Linked DNA regions of Homo sapiens: region 2 is linked to region 1. A link is a loop called in an ENCODE intact Hi-C map of the cell type or tissue named here. Cell type or tissue: PC-3. All regions are shown on one strand. Each heading gives the region's core, and the rest is flanking DNA. Links, peaks and the distances in the headings are about the cores only. Region 1 overlaps NAV3 (neuron navigator 3). Region 2 has its middle 52 kb from the start of LINC02424.

Region 1 (10,864 bases), core at 2,577-6,576:
GCTCTATTAAACATCTTAAGAAACAGGGAGTTATGAGGTCTTACATGCTAAATGGTAAAAGACGTCATCTAAAACTAAATATTTGGCAGGCTTTCTCTGGTTTTAAAAAAATAAATATTTCTATCTTTTTTCTTTCTTTCTTACTTTTTTTTTTTTTTTTTTTTTGAGACAGAGTTTCATTCTCGTTGCCTAGGCTGTAGGGCAATGGCACGATCTTGGCTCACCACAACCTCCGCCCCCCGAGTTCAAGCAATTCTCCTGCCTCAGCCTCCAGAGTAGCTGGGATTACAGTCATGCACCACCATGCCTGGCTAATTTTGTATTTTTAATAGAGACGGGGTTTCTCTATGTTGATCAGACTGGTGACGATCTATCTGTTTTTATTTCTATGTATTTTTGTAATTACTAGCATGAAGCCAACATATATTTTCAGTCCATTCTAAATCAGAAATCCTACAAAATATCCACTATTTAGTGTCAAGAAACATCCACTATTTAGTGTCAGAAATCCCCATAGCAATGAGTGTAGCAAAGAAACAGGGAAGAAGAGAGGAGAGAGACTTTTTGAATCTGAATGAGGATGCAAGTTTTTGGTATATCTCACATTATTTTAAAAATACAATGTGTATTCACCATTAACAACAAAGAGAATGTTAATAAGTATGTCCTTAATGCTAAGACCTGGTGATCAGGAGATAACTACAGTATCATTTCTGATCTCAAGAAGCTTAAAATCCAGTAGTGAAGAGAGACTTCTACCTATATGAACTGCAGTAACATAATAGAGGCACATATTAAGTAAAATTGTGAGTTCATTGAGGAAGCAGTTAGAATAAAGCTTTACAGAGGAGATGCTTGAGCTGGATCTTGAATGATTAATAGGAGTTCACCATATGGTTGCAGGGAGAACATCCAAAATTAAAGAAATAGAATGTGAAACATTAGAGGACAGTGTAATAGAAATGATGAGTTTAGGGAACTATACACCAGTTGGTGGTAGGAATTAAAACTGTGGAAGTATACAATTGCTAGATCATGCTAAGCCTTGTTTATCATTGCAGGAAGTTAAAACGTTATCACAGAGACAGTGGAGAACTGTCAAAGGTGTTTGAGCCATGATTTACCTAGTTAGATCTGCAGTTTCTAAAGATCACTTTAATAACAGAGTAGAGAGAGGACAGACTGAAGGAGATAGGATGGAATCTGGAAGCTTAGCAGATTAGATGGTACCAGTGATGATAAGGACTTGATCAAGGTGTTAGAAATGATAAACATTAAATTTATGGCTATAGATGCCCTATTCCATTTAGTGTTGCTATAACAGACTATTTGAGGCTGGGCAATTTGTAAAGAAAAGAGATTCATTTGGCTCATCGTTCTGGTGGTTGAAAAGTCTAGGATTGGGCAGCTGCATCTGGTGAGAGCCTCATGCTGCATGAACTTACGGTGGAAAGTGGAAGAGGAGTGGGAGTGTGCAGAGAGGTCACATGGTGAGAAAAGAAGCAAGACTCTTTAATAACCTGCTCTCGCACATGAACTAATCCATTCCCTCCAGAGTGAGAACTCACTGACCCCTAACCAGAATGCCATTAATCTGTTCATGAGGAATCCACCCCCATGATTCAACACCTCCCACTACGACTCACATCCCAACACTGCCACAATGGGGATAAAATTTCGACAAGAGTTTCGGAAGTGATATATCACACGCAAACCATAGCAGTGAGTGTGGGGAAGAAGTGGGGAAGAAGAGAGGAAAAATATTAATACTTTTTGGAGAATTGTGATGTATCACGATAATGACTAAATCATACGTAATCTTCTCTTGTAAACTCCCTTGATTTGAATGCACAAAATAATACTAGGCAAAGGCAAAGTAAATCCCACGTATACATTTATTATGAATCTGAGATGTGGAATGTATTATAATGGAACATATTTACTATATGACACCATTTTAAAAAATTAAGACTTTAATAACAATACTATTACACAGTGAAACTTTTACAACATCCAGCATTCAAGTGATTTCAAACATTTGTGCCTAAGATACAACTGTATCTTTTTTAAAAGATATCATTTATCATTTCTACTCTTACTAAATCACTAGGGTGCTCAAAACTCAGTTTTATTTTACAGATCAGTTTCACCCAAATGCTTGAACATACAGGCAGCTGCTAATGAGTGACAGATAGATAAAAGAAATGGGAGAAGGAATATGAATGGACATGAAAGTAGGAAGGTAGGGGTGTGGGTGACAGAGAAAGAGAGAGGAGAGTGGGAGAGAAAGAAACTATGTTGAAGGAGACATTTGACTTTTTGGCTTACTGGGTTTAAAAAGTTATCACCTACTACTTTTATTTCATAACCTTATGTAGCTTATTTAATAAATTAGGAGAGTCAGATTGAAAATTAGGTTAAAACATATTTTCCTGAGACTATTAAAATGATTTCAAATTATGCTGTAACTGTAGTCTCTTTGTCAGAAAGGAATTCTTGCTGAAATTGGTGATTACCAGTTTATCATTTATTTCACAAGCATTTATCAAGCACACTTTCTGTAAAGAGCACACAAGCATGCATAGCTTAACATATGACCAAGGAATCGTTTTTTAGATTTCTCCTTTCTATTTCTGTAAGTTGGAAAAAAAAAACTTTTGATTATAGAATAATAAAATTAGTATGCATTAGGTAATATAAAAATTGTTACAATTTATAAAAACCCTTGATATGAAAACAAGTCCACTACCCTTGTAAAGACATGTGCCAATTTTTCTGTGCTTTCTAAAATCATTGAACCATTTATTCACAATTTGCCTTTAAACACTTTTTTTCCGAAAAAAAAAAAAAAGTCCATCTCTAACAGTGGAGCTCCAGATCTATCAAAATTCAAGCAATGTGACTGCTCTTTATTTTATAATACATGGAAATGCTAGCTGCCTTTCTCCCCAGGTGCTTTCATGCATATGTCCCTTTTACTAGAACAAACATTACCATTCTCCTATAAGGCTGGGAAACTTGAGACAGCCACTATTGTTCCAGATGATAGTTTTTGTTTTCAGTGATGTATCAATCATATTTTAGCCAGAAATTTAACAACACAAACTTGACAGTAATTCTTTCCTTCTCCCTCTTCAAACACTCATGGTCTGCTTCATTCAGTCACCTCCTCCCGAGGTCAGCTCCTAAACAGCAGATGGTGTGCTTGTGTGCAGCAGCTGGCTTCATTCCTCTCCATACCCTCCTTCTCTCAAGGGACAGTGCGTGTGTGCCTCTGTGTGCGTCTGTGTGTGTATGAACATTCACGACTTTCAGTTGCCATTCAATGCTTTCTGCTTCTCCCAGCCAAAAAGCTGGGAAGCTTGGCGTACTTTCCAGCAACGAACCCAGATGTCCAGCTGTGATACAGTTTCCTTTCCAGTCTCCCTGCTGGAGCAGTATTCATTCACAACCCCAAATAAAAGAGTTATCCAGAGGCCCTATTTTGTCCTTATGGTTTGGTGTTGTAGTCATGTTTGGGAGAAACAGCATAGGAGCCAGGGGCAACGAGTAAAAATCTAAAATTATTTTCCCCTGTTACTTGGATGGGATAAGATAGCTCTTCGGTGTGGCTCAGGGCCTTGTTTTTTATGGGCTGGCTTACTCAATGCATCATTGCCTACATCGATGTCTTTTTTCTTTCTTCAGATGAATATGCTAATGAAACTCCAAGAAGCAGCCAATTACTCGAGCACACAAAGCTGCGACAGCGAAAGCACCAGCCACCATGAAGACATTTTGGATTCATCTCTTGAATCTACCCTCTAGAGGGTGAAAAAAGTTAAGGGAAAAGACTTTGCTTTTAAAAAAATGTTTCAAAAGAAAGGTATTTTCACTAAACCACTGCCAGTATAAAAGCACCCTGTCAAGGGCCCTGACCCAGAGTTGTGGTCTCCAAGGAGGCAGCAGAACTAAGTCTGAACCGCCAAGATGCTAAATTGCAATGGAAGCTTAACTTTAGTTTATTTCTAAGCATTTTTTATATCTGTGGAGTAATAGAAAGCTCCATTACTCAACTGGAAAGGACCCTAATGACAGGGCAACTGAACAGATTGCACATGGGATAGCCAAACTGGACTTTCTTTGTTTCCTCTTTAAAAGTTTACAATGCAGACCATTTTTTGTCCCTTCCTTTTGTTTCCTCTGAGGGGCTGTTCGCCCCAGGCAGGGTCCATCTTTCTGATCTGTCCAACCTCCTTTGTGCCACACGGTGCTGGTCACAGGGCTTCAGTAGTGTTTGTGTTGTGCGCTCACCCCATTCCAGAACAAATCCAAGAGGCCAGTCCTCCATAAGCACAAATGGAATTGTGCAACCACCAGAAAAACACTACTGTGGCAAACTGGAGAAGTGCCAATTTAATTCTAACTGCCACGTTCTCATGATGTGCTCCACCAACTTTTTAGTATATGAGTCACTGGTTTTATAAGGTTGTTTTTACCACAGTGGTCTTTTTAAACCACCTGCCCACTCCCTTAACAAGAGTTTTATACCAATTATTAGTCAACACTGATAAAAGGCTTTTTTAGGGCTTTATTTGTTTGAGCCTTTTCAGTGAAAGAAGGAACATTTCCTATGGTGCTGTCTCACTGCCTTAAAACAGATTTCTATGACAGTTTAACAGTTGGTTTAAATCCTAAACCATTGGTAATTTCCACTGTCTTTTCATTTACAACCAAGCAACACCAGTTAACATAGTAGCCTCATCTCTATATATCTTTCTCTTTTTTTTTTTTTTGAAGAAATGGATAGGAGAAAGATCAGTATTTTTAGCCTTGTGAATAGATCGCTTTGCCTATCCTCCAAAATATTAAAATAACCCAGAAATGCTCTTTGACCGTCACTTAAAACCTAAGACATGTGGCGAAATTCCATCCAGTTCTAAGTGAAAGAGTTTCAGAAGGCAGAAGATTTTGAATTATTATCCAGCAGGGCTGGAAGCACTAGATGCAGCATGAGCACAACTATTCGGCTTTCCTTCCCTATTGTTTTTGTTTTTTTAATGAGTTTTGACGCATGTTGTTTTGATTGCTATTGTTGTACATGAGAAATTCAGCATTAAAGAACACTGAAGCGGTAAGGTCACTGTGGAAGAGGAAGCGTTTATACTGTAAAAGAAGGTTAGATTTGCACAGTCTACTGGGTAGGTATTGTAAATAATAATTTTTAAAACTTGCACAAATCAAAACAAACACAAACAAAATTGTATTTTATCCTGTTGGTGTTAAGAGGTGTTTCACTTGCTGAGATTTCCTGTACATTGCAAACAAATACAGAATGCAAACCCTCAAAGCTGTATTATCTGGTGTGTTTGTCCTGTATTTACAGTTGTTTTTGACTATGCAGGAGCTATCAGTGCTAGAGTGAGCATGCTTCAAAACTGTACATGAAGCCAATATATTTTTGGATAAGTAAAACTGTCTGAAAGTACATCTGTCATGGCAGGCTTTAAAGAGAGTGCATGAAAACTGATCAGTCATTGGAGAAGTTACCACCACACACAAAGGACAGGTTTTAAGTTTATGAAACCCAAGGGCTAGGCCATGGTATAGACTTCTTCTATGAGTGTGTGAAAATGTGTTACTTTTAGGACGTGTATTTGGTGCTACTCTCTGTGACCACCAATGGGTCAGTTGCTATAGAACAACAACACCACGAAACATCTGTGCAGTTTTCAGAGTGTCACAAAGTCAATAGGTCCTTACACGGTGCTATTGCCCTAAGGGAAATCCGAACTGAATTTATGCACATAGAATTGTCACCCTGACTTTGAAGCCTCAAACATGGATCAAATCTGTTGTGAAACATCAATATATGTAGCTGGATGAGTGACTAGTTTCCCTTGTATAATATGTGATCTAAGAAAATTGCTAATCTTTCCCTGCCATTTTGAGAAACACAGTCCAAACATGAGCATAAACAGAATTTCCTGCAATACATCCCAGTAGGTCCACCTAGTTTACAACTTAAACTAGTTTGTGAAACATTTGTCTGTATACATTTTATATTTTGTACATTTTGATGTAACATATCATGTAAATAGGCAGAAACAGTGAAATAAATCATCTGAAAAGTTTTGTAGTCTTTGTAAAGCCCCAACAATAAGTACTTGGTGTCAATGGACTTAACTGGATGATGTATTTTCTATTGGTTTATTGTTCCTCTAGCTTGTAAACCAGCTTGCATATATTTTTTTGCAAATGTGCACCCTGTATCTGTCTAAATTATTACTTTGCCATTAAAGTGGAATTATTTATTGACAACATGGTGTGGTTTCTATTTATGGAAAAAAATGAATAATTTTGCATCAAGAAGTGTCAAGCTTTAAAATGTTGCTTGCACTATTAATATGCCATCAATAGGACTGTATGCAAATTTCTATTTTATAAACATAAAAAGGGCTTCAGCTTTCAAGTAAATAAAGGTAATCAGTTTATCTTTTTCAATGATAGTTATTTAGTGAATATTTTAGAAAACTCTGAATAGTTTTCCTAAATAGCCGATGATAAAGTAAGAATATAAAATAAAATGTTGAGATTCACTGAGTTAAATTAACTCAATAAATGTTTCTTTGTTTTTATTGCATTAAATCCTCTTTTGAACTTTTAGCTCTAAAGATTATTTTAAAGCAAACTAATTATTTGGGTGGTAGTTTATTTATTTTAATAGAGAAGATTAAAAAAAGAAAAAAGAACCTGTTTTAAAATTATAATTTCTTTTTAAGTATCTTGGAAATCTCTTTAACCTCAGTAATTGGAATGTATATTTCTGATGGTATAAGTAGGATTTTAATTCTAAAAGCAGGAAAACTTCCGAATTAGAATAGTTTTAGAGCAAAAAAGAAAGGTATTAGTTAAAATAGACCAATCATCCATAATGGGTTATAATCAGTGCATTTGTTCCTTCACTCAATTGGGAGATAAGGAAATTTCCACAATTTATCTTATTCAGACAAACATTGAATTTAGCCAAAACTTCAGTACAGTTCTGCTAAATGCAATTTCAGGCTGCCTAAGTATACATCCTAATATTGTCATTCTTTGTGTGACCTTGGCCAATTTACTCAAACTCTATGTGCCTCATTTTCCTCACTCATAAAGTGATGATAATAATAGTATCCACCTCTCACAGATTACTCTGAAGATCAAATGGGTTATTACATGGAAATTCCTTAAACGGTGCCTAGCCCTCCATAAATTGTAACTGCTTTAACAACAATTAATTAACAAAATAGTAAGAAATATTTATTATTTTATTTTCAAACATTCTTGAGAATAAGGTGTAAATAAATTTATTTTAAGGTTTTGAAAGAATATATATTTTAACTCAATTTCCTCATTTATAAAATGGGCATAGAAATAGTACTTATTCATAGGGCTGTGGAGAGGATTGAGTTTAGATCTGTAATCAGAATAATAGCTATCACTCAAGAAACTTTCAATAACTGTTAGCTTCTATGTTAACACTGCCGTTACTATAAATGAGTAATATCAGTAATGTAATAGTCTCAGGATTCAATTTACTCATCTATAAAATGAGATTATTATAGTATCTATCTACTCATAAGATTGTTTTGAATAATGAATATTTTAAAATATGTAAAATACTCAGAAAAGATTCTGTCCTGGCTTAAATGTTACCTAAGTGTTAGCTGTTATTATACCTAATATGTGCCAGGCAATTTTCCTAGGAATCAGCGCCATTGAGACACAGGCTATGGTCCTAAAGGATTTAACAGTTAGTAAAATTGGCCGGGTGCGGTGGCTCAGGCCTGTAATCCCAGCACTTTGGGAGGTCAAGGCGGGTGGATCAGGAGTTCAAGACCAGCCTGGCCAACATGGTGAAACCCCATCTCTACTAAAAATATAAAAATTAGCCGGGCATGGTGGTGTGTGCCTGTAATCCCAGCTATCTGGGAGGCTGAGGCAGGAGAATCACTTGAACCTAGGAGGCAGAGGTTGCAGTGAGCCAAGACTGTGCCACTGCACTCCAGCCTGGCAACAGAGCGAGACTCTGTCTCAAAAAAAACAATCAGTAAAATTGAGTCTTTGTTCCTCTCACTTCTTCCTTTGATGAATACCTAAGTTCTCCACTATGAGGTTGACTGTAAAAAGCCCTGTGAATAGTCCACTGAATAGTTGTACAGGATATATTTTCAGATACTGATAGAATCAATGATACCAGTGAATTTTGTTTACATTTGGAGAAATTCAAGTACTATCTTTATTTCAGGCTTTGGATTTTTCACATTAAAAAAAGAAAAATATTATTTTTATAAATAATAGGCCACCTTAAAAATGTCTATTTCTATTTCTTTGATCAGTGAAGATGTTTAAAAGGAAGCTTCAGGCCAGGTGCGGTGGCTCACATCTGTAATCTCAGTACTTTGGGAGGCCGAGGTGGGCGGGTCACGAGGTCAGGAGTTCAAGACCAACCTGACCAACATGGTGAAACTCTGTCTCTACTAAAAGTATAAAAATTAGCAATTAGCCGGGCGTGGTGGTGCGTGCCTGTAATCCCAGCTACTCAGGAGGCTGAGGCAGGAGAATTGCTGGAGCCCAGGAGGCAGGGGTGGCAGTGAGCTGAGATCGTGCCACTGCACTCCAGCCTGGGTGAGAGAGCGAGACTCCATCTCAAACAAACAAAAAAAGCTTGGATTATGTTTTTATTTTGTTTTCTGTTTTTGGGAGGGACAGCAATTAATAGGTAAAATATTGCCTTAGTGAATTCACTATTATTTTTAATTCAGTGAATATGATTTGGATAAGTAATCATTAAGAGGATCTCTTCTCTACATAAAGTATACATTATCTCTCAATTACCCAGGAACTCATCAATAAGAAAACCTATTCATAGAAATTAAACAGAGCACATTCTAAACTAGAATTTTATTAGAGAAAAATGAAAGTTCTCCAAGTATTTTCCATGAAATTGTAAAAACAAAATACTAATATTAAATAAATCTTTCTCCATCATTTAAATTTTTAACACTTGTCCTTAATATTCCAGAATGGCATGGTAGATTTGAACTTGATAACAGAGTAAATACTTTTTACACTGATTACATGTTAAGAATAGTAATATTTCCAATATATTAGGCTATATTAACTATAATATTAAAATTAATTCATCTGATTCTTTTTATTTTTTATTTTTATTTTTATTTTTTGAGACACAGTCTCACTCTGTAACCCAGGCTGGAGTGCAGTGTCATGATCACAGTTCATTGCATCCTCGACCTCCCAGTCTCAAGCAATCCTCCTACCTCAGCCCCTCTAAGTAGTTGGGACTACAGGCCCATGCCACCACAGTTGGCTAATTTTAAAAAAAATTCTTTGTAGACACAAGGTCTCACTATGTTACCCAGGCTGGTCTCGAACTCCTGGGCTCAACAGATGCTCCCACCTTGGCTCCCTAAAGTACTAGGATTACATGCATGAGCCATTGCACCTGGCCTGGTTTTTACTTTTTTAATGTGGCTACTAATGAAAAATTTAAAAATTAAATATGTTGCTCATATTTGTGGCTTGCTTGATATTTCTATTAATGCTGATATAGAGAGACTGATCTTTACAAAATATAAATGTGATCATCTCTCTCATCTCTTTTGTATTTTGCTTTTAAAAATAAGACTCAAATACCAAAGGACAACAATTCCGTACTTAAACTGAATCTTGCTTATCCCTCGGCTTCCTTTATCACCATATCCACCACCCCTATTTTGGTACATTAGCCTAATTGTAGAACCTAGAAGTAATTGTTGAAACAATAACAACAATAACTTTATAACTTTCCAGACAATGTAGCTATGACCATATGTCAAAGTTTTGTTATAATCTTGCAGGATGGTAGAAAGTCTCTAGGAGGCCAATTTAAAGTTTCTCTTAAAATAGAGACATCTATGGGAAAGGAAAATTAGACAAAATAGAGAAGAAAATTTAAACATCCCCAAACTCTTGACTGCCAGGTAGGTGAGGGTGTGACTAGTTCCTTCCTTGTGACAAATATCATCTCATAATTAAATAATTATTTAAAATTCCCAAATGTTTTATCACAATTCAAATTTATTCAGTGAAGGAGATTACAAACTACATCAAGAGATAAATAATGTTTTGTTCCAGACCAGGTTTGGTACAATATTTCTTTTACAGTCATTTCCTTTCTCTTACCCCAAGACCTTTATACAGTCTCAAATGTCGTTTCCTTAGACAAACCTTTCTGATCCCTCAGATGAGGTCAAAAATCTATGTTATTTGCTTTTCCAGAAAAAAAATTATATGTGTATATATATATATGTGTGTGTGTGTGTATATATGTGTATATATATATACATATATATACACATATATACATATATGCATATATATACACATATACATGGAATTATATTCGATATATAGATATATTTAATTATTTATATATAATTATTTCATATAATATTGTGGAATAAAAATATTTCTGAACATGGAGACAGCAACTGAATTTTAGCATATGTTAAGCAAATGCATTAAATTTGAGAAGAATGACTTATACAGGTGTCCAGCGTCTCGGGAAGCCAGATTAGTAATTCGAATGCTGACTGGGTGACCAGAGAAGAAGCAGATAACTTGAGGACTAGTGTTATTTAAAGCACTGCCTCATGTTTGGGAATTTTTTTTCCCCTTTAGATATAATGTGCTCCATACTTTCTATCAAGTTTTCTTTTTCTTTCAGCTTTTCAAGTTTTTTTTTTTAAAGATGCCTTAGTTATATATAGTGCAATTTCAATGTGTGGGGTTTTCTGGGGGAACAAAGAAAATACACCAAGCAGTAGAAATGTAATGCTAG
Region 2 (10,864 bases), core at 3,836-7,835, 96 kb after region 1:
GTATTTTATTCTTTCACTGGACTTGATACTCTCCTCTATTCTGCCTCATTTTATTCTTTGCACATAAAATGGTACGTGGCACAAGTAGACACTGAATAAACATGTATTGAATGAATAAATGTGCAGACATTTAATGGAATTCTTAGAAAAAATCTGGTATATAATAATGCTATATATTCTTGTTATTTTCTTAGAAAAACTCTGGTATATAATAATGCTATATTTTCCTGTTATTTTCTTTTTTCTCATTGCTAAAGTAGAGTGTTCTTTGAGATTTGTTGACAGTAAGACTTGGATTCTGATGTGCTAGAGGTGAACCTAGGGCATAAATCCTGACAGCCTTTGATACTGACTGCTCTTTTACTACAGTAATAATTATATTTTGGTAATGCCTCTTAGGATTTCACTTTCCATTTGGCTGGAAAACCTACTGTGAGCTCAGGATGTAGCTGTAGTGCTTGATAGTATACATAATGTAACAGTCTTTGTTCTCTGAAATTATAGCTCCTCCTGGTGTACTGGTGGGGGGTCCCACTAATTGTGTACAGATTTCTCTAAATTTATCATTTCGATCCCAACATGTTTTGTCTGATTCACTGATAAATGATAGCCTTTTAAAATCTTAATACATGAACATTCAACTCTTTTAAAAGTGAATTAATTGGAATATTTCTTAGTCAAAAGCTATTATTTTTAAAATAGCACTTTTTTTCTATAACTTTGAGTGTCAGCTGTCTAGTGAATAATTATGTCATCTATTTGTTCAGCCAAGTTTCACTTAATAGGCATAGATTGGAACAGGCATGGAATAGGCACACACAAATGATACCAAGATAAATAAGATCCAATTTGTTCGTTGAAGGAGGTTACAATGTAGTGAAGGAGACAGATACATAAACCATTTATTCTAAAACGAACCAACAAACAAAACTATGAGTAAAGAAGCACCAAGGAAGTGCTTATCTTATCTTATTGCAAGATAAGAGAAAGTGGCAGTTCTGTTTTTGTGATCATCAAAGATGGATAATTAAAAATAGAGGGCAGTTAAAACAAATTCCTTTGTTCCTTAAGTTGCCTAGTGCAAAAGAGATGAGACATAGAGCATTAGTGAAAACAAATTATCATTTGTATTTACCTGTGGAAATCTGATTATACTTGTGAAAGCTTTTACCTAGAGGGACCTAGAAAACATAATACATTTAAATTTACAGTGATTTATGGTGACCAAGGACATAATTTCTAAAGTAATTTAGTAATTACAGGTATTACTTTAGAGCCATTAGGCATTAACTTGAGTAATTATGGAAGAAAGAGTTTCCTGAGAATGAGTAAAGATCCCTATATTTCCTTATTTAAAAATGGTTTAAAAAAGAAAAAAAAAACAAAATGACTTGTGTTAATGGATGTATTAATCAGAATGACTAGTAAAATTGAATGAGAATGATCAGAAAAATTGCTACGAAGCAACATTTTTATTATGCTAAAACTATAACATTTTAGAGTATATACAACTTAAACATCAAATATCTCATTTATTCAATGTTTATTTTATAACAATTTTTATGAATGCTGTTTCAAACTGTATTGTTTATCTATAATTCTTCCTTTCATCCCCTCCCTTTCATGATTCGTTGTGGGCTAGTTACTTCCATGTCCCGTTGACTTTGGGCTTTGACAATAGAATGAAGGTACAGTGAGAACATGCCAGTTCTGAGTTGAAATCTCAAGAAGCATTAAATACTTTTGCTTAAGTTTTTTGGAGATTCTTCCATCTGAAATGAAAAGCATTTTCTATGGGTATTAGTGGACTAGGATAAGAAACACAAGGTTTTGGACATGATCTCCAGTCCAAAGCAGGGCTTTTTCTTGCCAACTTAAAGACCTGAAAGCATGGAAAGTTGTTTTAAGCCATGGAGGTTTGGGGGTAGCTGTATGATCTATGTCAGTAGAAACCTGACAAATGCAGATAGTTATTTCACTGCCTCTCAAATCTATCTTTGCATGAGGAAAATGAAGAGAAAAAATTACAATAACACTTTCTCTGTGGTAGACACTGTTTTAGATATGTAATATGTATTGTATAGTTTAGTGATTAAAATCTCAGTTTAATTCCCAGCTTCATCACTTACTATCTATATGTCCTTAGAAAAGTTACTTAATATCTTAATGCCTAGTTTCTCTTTATTAAATAGAAAAAATAGACTCTATCTTACTGGCTTTTATTAGGGTTTCTATGAAATAAAACAAGGCAACTATTTGCCAATTACATAATAAGTACTCACCAACTAGTAGCAAATACTACGTTAATACTCTATCACAGGCCAGTAAGGCAAGTTTTATTAAATCATTTTTAAAGATTTACAAAATAAGGTTTAGTAATATTAACTATTCTTGTATTATTTTGGACTCATTTTTGCTTAATAATAAGGTTTATACTTGTTATGCAGACCTGTGAGTTGGATATATCTTTCTCCTACAGATCCTACATTTAAAAAAATCTTTTAGGGTTTTTTTTTTTAAAAATTCTGGTTGTTTTGAGACAAATGTTTCTAATTATACCAATATGCTCTAAAATATGTGGAAAAAACTAAAGAATGATGAAAATTTCATATGAGGAAGTGTAAAAGGAAATAACATTTAATTTGAAGAAATAGAGGGAAGGGAAAATGTGGATTCTCTTTCTGATTATATAAAACAAGTTAAGAAACTTTTGTATTTTTGTAAACATACAAAAGTAAAGAGCATCATAAACCCAATATGCCCATAACTCAACTTTAGCAATTATCAATATTTTGAAAACATTTATAAATTCAGAGGCTAATCACAAGATGTAATAAAATGAGTTAATTACACAAGTTATAAAAAGGTAAGTTATCTATTGCTATAGAGCAAATTGCCGCAAAACTTAGTGGTCTAAAACAATTATTATCTCACAATTTCCCTGGGTGTAAGATCTAAGTTTAACTTTGCTGAGTGCCTCTGCTTCAAGGTCTCTCAGGATATTTTGGTCAGCCTGCTAGACAGACTTGTGGTCTCCTCTGAAGGTTCAAGTGGGAGAAGATTTACTTCCAAACTCACTAACATGGTTATTGGTGTAGGGGTTAAAGAGGAAAGAAACATAAAAAGCGGCTCAACAGTTAAAGATAGGTTTATTTTGGATAACAAACCTGAGAGGGGCTTCTGGCCGATTTTGGTCAGGAGTGCTGTCTCTTACAGACTAAGGGTGTTTACTGGTTTTAGGGTGACAATGCTTATCATGGACTTCGAATGTTTCTGTGTGGGAGAAAAGTTTATTGCAGGGTTGGAATGTCTCTGGTCGGAGGGGAGTTTATCTTGGGGCTGACATCTCTCTGGCAGGAGGGGAGGTTATCTCAGAGGAGGTCATTTTATTACATCTTGTGATTAGCCTCTGAATTTATAAATGTTTTCAAAATATTGATAATTGCTAAAGTTGGGTTACGGGTATATTGGGTGTATGATGTTCTTTACTTTTGTATGTTTACAAAAATGCAAAAGTTTCTTAACTTGTTTTATGTCTCTGGTTAGGGGCGGGGTTTATCTTAGGGTTGGAATGTTTCTGGTCAGAGATGTCATTTGTGGCTTATGGTCATGCTAACCTTAGCCATTAGGCTGATGCCCTTTGGATTTAGGCAGTTTTTGATCAAGGTGAACTTTAAAATGGTGGTGCTTGTCCAAGATGGCAATGCTCCTTCTCTGTCAATTGGTAGGATTCGTTCCTCAGAGTATTCAATTGCTTGATGGCTGTTGGTAGGAGACAGTTCTCATTTCCTTAGTTTCTTACCATTCTCTGGCTAGAGACCTTCCTCATTTCCTTGCCACCTAGCTTTCTCCATAGTGCAGCTTGCAACATGGAAACTGGCTGCCCTCAGAACGAAGGAGTAAAAGAACAAGAGAAAACAAGCACCCAATATGGAAGCTATAGACTTTTTTAGAACCTAATCTCAGAAAGGACCTTCTCAATACTTTTCCTATTTTCTATTTGTTAGAAATGATTCAATAAGTCTAGTTCACACTCAAGGGAAGAGACACCAAGGTATAGAGACCAAGAAGCAGGATGTTGGCAGTCAACAGAGGCTGCCATCTACAGTTTAGGAATCATGTTAAAGTAGATGTTGTCTAATAAACCAGTTTTACAAATTCATGGAATGGGCATTAAGCAAGATTCTCCTCTGACCTATATAAAGAACTGTATGGTTGACAGATGCAACGGTGCTCTGGGCCTGGTTGTGGAATTACAGTCACAAAACTCTCTGTAAGTACATGATTATCATTAGTCAACTAAATTAGTGTTTTTCAATCAAGGATCCATAAAATGCTGTGCTTTAAATAAATACTTTTAGCAAATACTAGAAGCAAAATTCTTTGCTTTTAGAAACATGAGGGTAGATAGTCTACTGGAATTGGGAAATTAGATCATACATATGATTATAAAATTTGAAATATGATCCAGGTAAGAAAAATTATGATTCATAAAATCTATTCTTTTATTGGCCTTTTAGACAGTTGCATCCAAGAAAATCTTGTTAAATGAATCTCTAGATGAATGAATAAATGAAACTTATTTGCCTATTATGCATGCCAATAGGATGAATATCATTTAGAATTCTTATCTCTGGCATCAGTCATCTGAAGAATGAGGTTTTTATTGAATTGAAACTAATTCTAGCTGCTATGTACTCTTACAAATTTTGCAGGGACTGGAATATCTAGTAATTGGCCCTGAGGTTTTTTTTTTTCTTTTTAAGTATTTTTCTTTAAAATAAATACAGATTTTTCTATCTGCATTCCTATAAATCATCTTTCAAATTTATTGACATTTTGGTTGCATTTGAATAACAAAAAAATTTTCCTTGAATTGTGAATGGATAAGTTTGCATCCAGGCCTCAGAGCATAGAAGTAATTATTCTATTACATGTTTTCCCAATGATCGATGACATTGTGAAGTTAGATTTTCACTTTCCAGTGCAAAATCAATTTTTCAACTAGGGTAACCTGCAACTATAATGAGTTTGGAAAAATCTTTTCTGGTTTCATGCTGAGATTCCATTAGCTGCATTTAGAGATTGCTATATACACAGATGCACAGTACCAATGGAATGCTGCTTTTTGTAGTTGCCCCAAAGCATTTAGTGGCATAAAGTTTGAATGGGTGTCCTGAAATTACAGCCTTTGGAGAGCCTTAAGAGGCTAGGAACAAATGTTTTAGTGTCAATTAATGTAGATGTATTAAAATCTGTAAGCTTATTTCTCCAGAGTAAATATTTTGCTTGAGGAACTTCCAGAAATAATAGGCTATGGATTCTCCAACTAAAAGTGCTCCTAAAATGTTTACGTGGAAAGGAAGCTAACACATTAGTGGGGGGTTTTTTTTTAATATATTCAACAAAGCCCAAGCAAAATATATGTAGCACACTTCCAAAACTAAAGAGAAATTAACATTAAATTTTATTTGAAAGTTGCAATACGTTAATAGAAATAATTTGATTTATATTGTAGCAGTGTGAATTGCTTCACTTAATAAATATTCAAAACTGAGTCAATCAAGAGTTTTAAAGTAATATTGACAGTAACATTTATAATTCCCATGAAAAATATTCAAGGAGTGAAATCTCAAATATCTATGGTTATGATAAAATAATTTTATACAATATTTTTTCAATCTCTTTTCTAGCCTATATCTTTTTGGCTGTGTCCACATAACACTGAAATGTGTTTCAAAGCAAAATACTTCATCAATGTAACCCATTGCTTATGTAATGACAAAGGATCCACGGATATTTTCCACAAAATTTCTTGAAATCACCACTATTCATTCCATATATTCACACTGAGAATGTTTACAAAATTCTTCCAAAGTTGACAAAAGGGAAGTCAATTTAGTACCTCTTGGCAAAAATATAATCTAGTGCGAAGCATGCAGTGTAAAGGGAAACTTGTGAAGAAATAATGTTAAAATATCCAGAGGCGAGAGCAGAGAGAAAATTGTATATGACCTTGCATTATCCATCCAACCATAGCAGGGCTGGACAAAATGCCATTGACATTTCCCACTGGATACAACTTCATCATATTACCTATTAGGGAGGTGACAGACTTTCTACTTATGGCGCCCTTGTGAGAAACCCCCTAGGGTATTAAATTCAGTCCAGGACAACTTCATACTAGAGAAACAGAAAGACTGAAGGGGGTTTCAAGAAAAAGAACATATTATAGGAAATATCATAGAATCATAGGGCTGAAAGAGTCCCCAGAAAGTCATCTAATCTCCCAGCCTGCCTCTGGGCATGATTTAAACCATTGAATCTCCTTTGAGAAAGGAAACTGTACAGAATTTCTACTGTTTTAATATCTCAGATATATATTTGGGACATTTAACCTAGACTCATCAGACCATAACTCTTGCTGTAAACTTTTTTCTTCCTAATTGCAGGAAAGTATACAAATTTTAGGTTTAAACTCTATAATTTTTTTACAAATTCAGCGGTGGAATCACAACCTAAATCAAAATAAAAACATTTCTAGCATTCCAGATGCCTCCCACAATTCCCTATAAGTCAGTATCTACCCTACATACACACTCAACATAGCCACTGTTTTTGTTACTATACTTATTTTTTCCTACATTTGAACTTCATATAAATGAAATTATATATGTTGGTGTTTGTTTCTGGTTTTCTTCGCTCAATATTATATAATTCAGCTCAGAATAAAAAGTTTGTTCTTTTTTACTATGAGATTCCATTGTAAATATATCACTATTTACCTATTTTACTGTAGACAGACTTTTCTGCTTTGTCTATTATCAATATTATTGTTTTGAAGATTTCTGTAGATGCATTTGGCAAATGTATTTAAGAATTTCTGTTGGTTGGGAAAATATCTAGGAGTGGAATTGCTAGGTTATAGAGTATGTGTCTGATTTCTTTTAGTAGTGCCATCAAACTCTCAGTTTACCTTGTTACTCTCAGTGCATAAGAATTTCTATTGCTTCACAATCTTGCCACTTCTTGGCATTGTAAGGTTTTTTTAAATTGTAACCATTCTGGCAGAGGTGTAATGGTATTCACTGAGGTTCTAACTTGCACTTTCTTGATGACTAATGAAGTTTACTAGCCTTTTATATCCTTATTGGATATTTTGATATCTTCTTCCAAAATACCTATTCATGACTTCTGCCATTTTAAATTTTACAATAAGAAAAAAAATAAATATAATGCATGTGTGTATGTGTTTTTTTAAGATATGTCATCTTTAAGACAGAGAATCCAAGTTTGCATTGCCTGGCATATCAGTCTATGACAGCCGGGCTAAAAAAGAGAATGGAAAACCTCATGAGGATATATTTACAGGGAAAGCTTGAAATTGATTTACAGAACTTATATACACATTATATTGATTAAAATTTAATTTGGCTATGTGAATTTTAGCTAGCAAAAAAAGTAATCTTGTTGATTGGGCAGGAAGTAGAGAACACAGGTTTTGTTGAACCACCTAGTTGCTATCTGGCACACCATAAAAAACGTTTTATAGAAAAGGCTTTTTTTGAAAGCAAGGCATCTCAGTGTCATAATTGAATCAACCTACCCTGGTAACACAAGTTTAGAATGTCTCTCTGTTAGAATATAAAACTATTATGCCTCTGTATAACCATTTAAGATTTTGATATTTAAAATACATATTTAATAAATTCATTCAATCCAACCTATTTTTACATTGAACTTTTTTTCATATAAATTATTCCTGTATTGATTTCTCAGTCTTTCACAGAATCCCAGAGGTGAAAAAGACCACAGAGGTCATCTGGTCCAATCCTTATCCAATGCCTAAATCCCCTCCAGCTGGTTAAACTCATTTTTAATTCTGAAGCTATTCTCCAAGTTTCTAGTCATTTCATCAGCAAACTTAATTAACAGAGACTCTATTCAATCTATTGACTCATGAGGCCAGCTTAACAATATTAATAAATATATAATTTGGCTGACTGCACAGTGAGGTGAAAGATGTGGGAGTACTGTGCATTACCTCAATGCCTATAATTTCTTTCACAACATTACCAAGCAACGTTAGAGAATCTGAAATTCACTTTGCTGTGAAAAAAATGTGTAGTTACAACAGCATGCTATTGAGAAATCAAAAATAAAATATTGTGCTCATAAATTAAAATGTTCTAGGTGGACAAATTAACATTTCAGATGAACCACAGGAAGCAAAGAACACTTAATTCGGTAACTTTATGAAAGTTTTCTTGAAACTGTACTGTTTTTGGAAAAGTTACTATAGTAATAATAGTGGCCAAGCTGCTAATCTTGGGTGGCAATATTTGTATAAACGGCATTATGAAAGACATTCTCTAGGGTTGGGCAGTCTATAGACATTTGGTTGTAGCCAGTCTAATCACAACAAAGAGAAACATAAGTTTAAATATGTGTTATGTAATGTTTGAAATTTAAGTATAACAAAGATACCATTGAAAAGATCTGACGCCCAGTTATGAGATAGATTGAGTGACTTTATTCATATTGATGAATGTGTGCTCCTTTATCATTACCAGTATAATAATTTTCATAGTTCATACCGTATCTAGTGAAGATCACCAAGTAATCAATTGCATGTGATCAATTGCATGCCTCTTTTCCGAAAAGAGGCACAATAAAGACCATACAATAATTGATAAGTTTTGTTGAGAATTACCAATAATGCAAATTGTGATTATGAAGAAAACCTCATTAACTTTTAAGTTTTGTATTGTTAGAGTTTTTGGTGCCTTCAAAGGTGGCTTTCACAGACACAAAAAAATTATTCAGAGATCAAATTTGATCTTAAATATTTATAGTTGATTTAATAAAGAAGCTAGTTTTTTCTTAAGATTTTAAGCATAGCTTATAAATATTGCTATTTTGATTGTAAGTTTAGCAAATATGAACAATCACTTTTAAGGGGAATTTTGATTGACATTTGATCCTTTTCATAAACTTAGAATGTTAGTTAACTTTAAATATTTTAAACTGTAATTATAAACTTTAAAATATTAAATTCCTTCTTTTTTATTATACTTTAAGTTTTAGGGTACCTGTGCACAACATGTAGGTACATGGATGAAGCTGGAAACCATCATTCTCAGCAAACTATCGCAAGGACAAAAAAACCAAACACCGCATGTTCTCACTCATAGGTGGGAATTGAACAATAAATTCCTTCTTTATGTACTTCAATTACCTAAGTAACAAAGCTTCTCATTTATTCCAATTAATTTAGGAGTGTCTCCAGAAAGGATCATGTCAGGGTTATTTTCTTAGTTAACTGATAGGGCTTATCAATCATAAATCTAACATAATCCAGGGCTACCAACTGGGGATGCTCAGAACTCAGGTGTCTTTTGTAGTAGGTGCATGATAATTATGGACAATTAAATGAAATTCACCAGAAGATTTTATAGAAAAAAAGAAAAGTATTGTTTATAGAGCACAATACCACAATAGCAACAGTCAAAATAGCAAATAAAAATTGCTTGAACCTTATTTTAAGGTTAGCTGTAGAACTACATAAGGAGGTTACATTCTAGACTCGTAAATGAGCATATTTTCTTAGGTCGTTATTACTATAGATATAATGAAACTATTATAGAAATGATCAGATTGTTTTGGGTCAGAAAGAGGCAGCAAAACTGAAAAACATTCTTATTAAATAATGCTATTTAATTACAATTTGAATGTGGTGGGAAACCTTTATGTAAAAATAAATGACAAACTATGGTGAATTTGACTGTATTTTATAGTTGGATTATATCATTGTTGTGGTCTGAAGGTTTGTTTCTACCCAAAAGTCACAGTGGAAACCTAATTACCAATGTGATGGTATTAGGAGGCGGTGTCTTTTGGAGGTGATTAAGTCACAAGGCAGAGTCCTTTTGAGTAGGATTAGTGCCCATGTAAAAGAGGCCCCAGAGAGCTGCTTTTCTCCTTCCATCATGTGAACATAAGGTAAGAAGGTGCCCTCTATGCACCAGGAAATGGGCCCTCAACAAACACTGATTTTGTCAAGACCTTTATTTTGGACTTCCCAGTCTCCAGAACTGTGAGAAATAAGTTTCAGTTGCTTATAAGCTACACAGTTTATGGTATTTTGTTATAGTAGTATCAATAGGCTAAGACCAATATTAATATGAATTATTTGTCCATTACGTTTGCTTTTGATGTATTTTAACAATGATATTTGTGAAAACATGAAAATTTACAGAATGATAGAATATGTTAGTTGGTAAAGAAAAACATGGGATATATAATAATTTATTGATTCTTCAAAAGGTTCATTTGTTGAGAAAAATAGGGGTTAAATTTGTATGAAAAAAGACTGTGAATGGTAACCCACATTAAGGTTATTGTATACACTATTTTTCTTCAATATTGTTTAGCTATTTTCTCCCTGCATCTTCACATCATTTAAAAAATCAGTTTGTCAAATGTAAAGAAAAATATATTCTGAGTTATTAACTGAAATTTCATTGAAATTATATACCACTTTGGCAGAAATTAATATTATTGAGCATTCCAATTCATGAAATTCTGTTAAACTATTTGTGAATTACTTGTACATCACAATAAGGGTTTATAGTTTTGTGTGTACATTTATTTTCTGTATTTTGATTTCTTTTTGTGGTTTATGCTTTAGATCTAGCATACTAACCTATCTTCCAGTGAATCCTTCCTTGAGCTATGTCTAATATGCTATCACATTTATCTGAGTTATTTATTTTTGATATTTCATTTATTGTATTCTTCAGTTCTGGATTTTCTAAGGTTTTCAGAGTAATTCTGCTTCATAGATCCCAGGTATATGCTGACT

What was found. Hi-C counts contacts between places; a loop is a spot of excess contacts. Peaks named below come from ENCODE experiments on the same cell type or tissue, not always from the same donor. Only the 100,000 strongest peaks of a DNase experiment are listed, where the experiment ranks them.
Region 2: it touches region 1 in a loop (2.5-fold over the local background); 1 of 110 quality-filtered maps calls a loop at or near these places.

The regions. Positions count from the first base shown.
Region 1 is chr12:78,206,711-78,217,574 of GRCh38, forward strand. NAV3 (neuron navigator 3) reads left to right here. Exons shown (of 40, transcript NM_001024383.2): 40 at 3,688-6,300. The coding sequence ends at 3,807. Among named protein-coding and RNA genes, the nearest start is that of LINC02424, 150 kb to the right of the region's middle. In PC-3, for the core only: no CTCF peak of the experiment used is centred there; a DNase peak (open chromatin) is centred at 4,451; H3K27ac peaks cover 901 bases.
Region 2 is chr12:78,301,829-78,312,692 of GRCh38, forward strand. No RefSeq gene overlaps it. Among named protein-coding and RNA genes, the nearest start is that of LINC02424, 52 kb to the right of the region's middle. In PC-3, for the core only: no CTCF peak of the experiment used is centred there; no DNase peak of the experiment used is centred there; H3K4me3 peaks cover 427 bases; H3K27ac peaks cover 1,667 bases.